Linked DNA regions of Homo sapiens: region 1 is linked to region 2. Evidence: read pairs that join two places in POLR2A ChIA-PET (ENCODE). Cell type or tissue: IMR-90. All regions are shown on one strand. Each heading gives the region's core, and the rest is flanking DNA. Links, peaks and the distances in the headings are about the cores only.

Region 1 (2,806 bases), core at 247-2,746, 86 kb before region 2:
CCTTCTAACTTGAAATCATACAAGAACCTAACTGCTCTTCTGTGTGGCATAATCCACACACATTATCTAAAATATATATGTAATAAGAATAGCTAAACACTTATGTAATATATATTATGTATCAGAGCCAGGCCTAAGTAATTCATATATATTAACTCATCTAATCCTAACACAACCCCATGAAGCAGGTTTTATAATAGTATCTCCTCAACTAAGACACAGTTTAAGTAACATGTCCATCTAGTAATGAGGGCTATTAATTGAACCCAGGCATTCCGGCTCCAGTGTCCATGATGTTAGCTACTCTATTTAAAACACTGTACCATGGAATTGAATGAGATTACCTAGAGAGAGGTATGAATACAGAGCCTTCCTCTCTACCTACCTGCTTTGAAAAACTTGCTTTATATTTTATATCAGATATTTATATTCATTAGATCTAATTCCAAATTCATTTTGTTTCATTGATTTTTCTATTTCTATTTTTTGTTCTTAGTACCATACTGTCTAAAATATTGTGTTTTATATATGTGTGTGTGTGTGTATATATATATATATATATATATATATATGCCCTATCCTGTTTAATTCTTATAATCCTATAGGGTAGGTACAATTATTACAATCATCCTGTTTTACAGATGATAAAACTGAAAAATGGGCAAAAACTAGAAACAATCCAAACATCCTTAATGGGTGAACAGATGAACTGTGGTGTATTTACATAATGGAAACTACTCGGTAATAACAAGGAACAAATGAATGACACACACAACTACATGGATGGATCTCAACAGCATTCTTCTAAGTAAGAAAAGCCAGTCTCAAAAGGTTACAGACTGTATGATTCCATTTATGTGACATTCTCAAAAAAACAAAACTATGGTGATAGAGAAAAGACTAGTGCTCAGGGTGAGGGTGAGGAAGTGCCTATAAAGGGGTAACATGAGGGGGATTTTAGGAGGGATGGGATTGTTCTACATCCTGCTCGTAGCAGTGGTTTTACAAATCTATACATGTGTTAAAATTCATAGACCTGTAGACCAAAAAAGCATCAATTTTATTGTATAATAATTTTTAAAATACAACTGCTTTCCCCAAAAAACAGGCCTAAAGAGACATTAAGGCAATTTCCCCAAATTTACAAGGTTTATAAATGGCACCACAGGGACAGGACCTGGATCTGACTAAATTACACTGTCTCCACCTGACCCCATCGACTCACCAGTGGCCCCTCTGCATCACCTCTCTGCTCTACTCTCCCCCAGAGAACACCACCTGGCCAAGTTACTTCTTGCCCTGAGGGCATCTTCCTTCTTTTCTTTTCCATCCAAATTTTACCCATCTCTCAATGTCTGATCTCACTCTAACTCCTCCAGGTAAGCCCATAGTAGTCTCTCCCTCCAGTCTCTAATATTTCATTTTCATTTATACCACTTATACTCAAGATGCTTCCAAAACAAGGTTTGCCCCAGCTGAAGCCCTCAAGAGAAAAGAAGCCAACACCTACTGCATGCTTATTACATGTGCCAGTGCTATTAAGGGTTTCTATACATATACCAGGTATTGTGCTAAACACTATATATTACCTCATCTAACACTCACAATAATCCTGTAAGGGATGTACCATTACAGTCTCATTTTACAGATGAGTAAACTAAGGCACAAAGAGATTAACCTAACCAAAGTCTCATAGCCATTCATGACAAAACTGGGAATGAACCCAGACAATCTGATTCCACACTTAACCACTGTACATGCAGCTGCCTAATAGATTTTCAAATTCCTGATCGACTTTGCCCAGAGTGAAGGAAGGAAGTCCCCTGCTGGTAAGGAATCCACACTCTGTAACACACTTTTGTTCACCTTATATGACCTCCACTCCTTGCAATGACTTACAGACAATAAAGAAGAATGTATTTTCTTTTTCATACCGTGCTGTTTTTAGCATAACATTATACTTTAGAGTTGAAATTCAGAGACTATATCTCATCCAGTCTCCTTACCAATGGAACGATGGTGATAATGGTTGGTCAATAAAAGGATTTAACATAATAAATAACACAATACATAAATAAAAATAATTTTTAAATGCTTTTTATGCTCACTTTACAAAGTCAGTCTTAACCTAACATGATAATAGATAATTGTGCAATCTTCTCATTGCCTCATAGGAAAACAGTATTATTATCTTTTATTATCTATTATCTAATAGATGAGACAGTAATATTATATATTATCTGATAGATGAGACAGTAATATTATCTATTATCTAATGGATGAGACTAGATAATATTGCAAAAATAAAAAAATTCTTGACCTCACCAGGAAATAAAAAATACCATTAAGTAGCAAGTGAAATAAAACAGCAAAATACACAAATACAAAGAAAAGCCACATGCTAGTGGAGGAAATAAATCTAATTATTAATCAATTGATAAATTAGGAGAAAATAAAGTGAATGATTTGTCTCACATATATGTAATTCATTCTTACTTCCTACAATATTAATGAAAAGAAATCAGATAGTGGGCTGAAATAAATATGAGAAAATTAGCATCATTCAGTGAGTAAGAGTGCAGGCTCTGAAGCCAGTCAGGCCAGCACGAGGGTCCCTCTTCCACCACTCACCAGTTCTGTGACCCTGAGGGCATTTCTGAAACTCTTTACACCACCTTCCCTCTCCATTAAAGTGGGGAAAGAATAGCTGTCACCTCACAAGGTGAAGGAGGACTGAACAGGATAATCCATGTAATGAGCTCAACACAGTGCCTGGTATACAGTGAGCACACAGTGAACATCAGCT
Region 2 (2,806 bases), core at 6-2,505:
AGGCATGTGCCACCATGCCTGGCTAATATTTTTTTTTATGTTTTGTAGAGACAGAGTTTCACCATGTTGCCCAGGCTGATCTTGAATTCCTGCCTTTTCGATCCTCCTGCCTTAGCCTCCCAAAGTGCTGGGATTACAGGCATGAGCCACTGTCCCAGGCCCCTTCCCATATTTTGATATTTTGACAGAACGAATCCCAACAACCCCTGGTACTTCACTGCTTTGGGGGATTATCATTCATAGCCTTGCAGTGGTGGTGTTATCTGCCCAGCAACAATGCATTCTCCCTTCCTCTGGTTACCTTTGGGAAATAACCTCTCCACCAAACTCAGTCGACGAGGTTCAGGAGAGACTGTCCCCACTCCCCATCTTCAAGGATGGACATGATCAGAGCTAATCGGTGCCGACCCCAAGACTTTTGCTGGCAAAAGAGGCTCTTTGCTGCTGGGGTTTCTGGCTGGTAGGAGGTAAACTGGAAAGCTGAGGGGCTGCTACACAGGGAGGGCACACCTGAGACTGAAGCCAGCACAGGACAATGGAGCGGAGTGACTGACGCCTGATGATAGGTGTTTTTGAACACCTGGACCCATCCATCTATCTTTGACTTTTCAGTTACATTACCAATAAATTCCCCTTTTGCTTAACCTGGTGTGAATTAGGTTCTTAGTTAATATAAGCACATATCATATTGTATGATAAATACTGTTTACCCAGCTCCCCACCTCACCCACAAACATAGCTTCTTGGAGCCTGACAGGGACTGGATCTAATTGTCCATGTGGACCAAGGGCCTAGCACAGTGTCAAGAGAGTGAACAATAATTGCTGACAATGAATGATTTAATAGACACCAGGGCTGTTGTAGGACTTTCCAGGATCTCTCACTTAATTCTTTTAACAACCCTATAAAGCAGATGCTATTTAATATTGCCTGATTTTACAAATAAGGGATTTGTGGCATGGAGGTTAAATAGCTTGCCTAGGGCAAAAGAGACGGTAATTTTCAGAACCAGCCTCATTAAACAAATGACAAAATTATAGTAACAGCTACTACAAAAAATGGTTTGCCAACCTTGTAATTTTATGCTCCAGAAAAAATTAAGATGGTTTGAAAGGCCAGGCATGGTGGCTCGTACCTGTAATCCCAATGTTTTGGGAGGCCGAGGCAGGAGGGTTGCCTGAAGCCAGGAGTTTGAGTAGCCCGTGCAACATGGCAAGAGCCCCAGCTCTAAAAAAAATTTTTTTAATTGGCCAGGTCTGGTGGCACGGGCCTATAGTCCTGGCTACTTGGGAGGCTGAGACAGGAGAATTGCTTGAGCCCAGGAATTCAAGGCTGTAGTGAACTATGAAAGAACCACTGCACTCCAACCTGGGTGACAGAGTGAGACCCTGTCTCTAAAATAAATAAATAAATAACAGTTTGGAAACTATTGCTTCAGATTTCTACTGCATACATACGCTATTACAACAACAATAACAATAGCTAACATTTCTATAGTGCTTTCTATGCGTCAGGCCCAGTTCTAAGAGTTACCCATATTAATCTTTCAAACCTTTATTCTCTTCCCCAATTTACAGAGGAAAAAACAGGCAGAGGTTAAGCAGAAGGTGAAGGTGAAGATGGTGAGCTGGGACTTGAACTTAGGTATTCTGGCTCCAGAGTCTGTGTTCTGCCCAAGATACTGTTCTGCCCTGATCAGGATCAGTATTCAATAAGTACATAAATGAAAGGGGAGGCAGTCAATCCTCTGTAAGAAGCAGGAAGGCTCAGTAAGAAAACTGGAGTATTTCTTAGCCTAAGTCAAATACTCATTCAGTACGGTTCCTATACGTGTTGCAGACAAAACAAGAGCAGACAAAACAATGTTAAAATGTAAGCTTTTAAAGACTGCTAGCCAATTACATAGTCTGAGGGATTAGCTGCCATCTGAGATTCTTCCACACCATAGCATCCTGTATTGGCAAATGTGGTGGGCAATATTAAGTTTGCCTCCCCAGCATTCATTCCAGCCCTGCCTCCCCTACCGACAATCCCCAGCTTACAATTATTCAATGCAGGATTTTTCAGCTTTATGATGGTGCGAAAGCAACATGCATTCAATAGAAATTGTACCTCGAGCACCTGTACAACCATCCTGCTTTTCAATTTCAGTACAATATTCAGTAAATTATGTGAGATATTCAACACTTTATTACAAAACAGGCTTTGTGTTAGATGATTTCGCCCAACTGTAGGCTAATCTAAGTGTTCTGAGCATGTTTAAGGCAGGCTAAGTTATGGTGCTTGGTATTTTCAAATTACAATGGATTTATTAGGATGTAATTTCATTGTAAATTGCGGAACATCTGCACATAGCAGAGTATGGATGAGACTGTCGCACTGCCAACTCTAGAAGTGGACTAGTCAGTGTAATCAGTGGAATCCTTCCCACCCCAATGACTGGTTCTGCAGTAGGCAGTAACCCAAGCCTGTAACAGTTAGTGCCAGGCATTCCCTGACTGTAGTTCAAGTTGGCTCCATCCGAGTGGTGCTCTGGGCTTCTATTCACTGGAGGAAAGGTTACCCCTCAGCCCTTCATAGAAGAGGAAGCCCTGGCTGTTCCTACAAATGTCTGCTACCATGCAGGAAGCCTAAGGACAAAGCCAATACACACACAGGAAGGCAAAACCAAGAGAACGGCTACACTGATCAAACCCAGGTGTGACTGAAGCCCAACCTACCTTCTGGACTTCTGTTACACAAGCTAATGTATTTCCTTTATTACTTAAGCCCATGTGAACTGGGTCTTTTGGCATTTTAGCATTTC

The links. Peaks named below come from ENCODE experiments on the same cell type or tissue, not always from the same donor. Only the 100,000 strongest peaks of a DNase experiment are listed, where the experiment ranks them.
Region 1: POLR2A ChIA-PET joins it to region 2 with 11 read pairs; 2 of 35 experiments call an interaction of 5 or more read pairs at or near these places.

What each region holds. Positions count from the first base shown.
Region 1 is chr9:4,629,227-4,632,032 of GRCh38, forward strand. The region is part of intron 4 of SPATA6L (spermatogenesis associated 6 like); the gene reads right to left. Among named protein-coding and RNA genes, the nearest start is that of PLPP6, 32 kb to the right of the region's middle. RefSeq lists an enhancer at 1,572-2,124. In IMR-90, for the core only: no CTCF peak of the experiment used is centred there; no DNase peak of the experiment used is centred there.
Region 2 is chr9:4,715,536-4,718,341 of GRCh38, forward strand. The region is part of intron 4 of AK3 (adenylate kinase 3); the gene reads right to left. It overlaps LOC124902112 (a long non-coding RNA gene), which reads right to left. Exons shown (of 2, transcript XR_007061401.1): 1 at 2,721-2,806; 2 at 1,539-1,747. Among named protein-coding and RNA genes, the nearest start is that of AK3, 24 kb to the right of the region's middle. In IMR-90, for the core only: no CTCF peak of the experiment used is centred there; no DNase peak of the experiment used is centred there.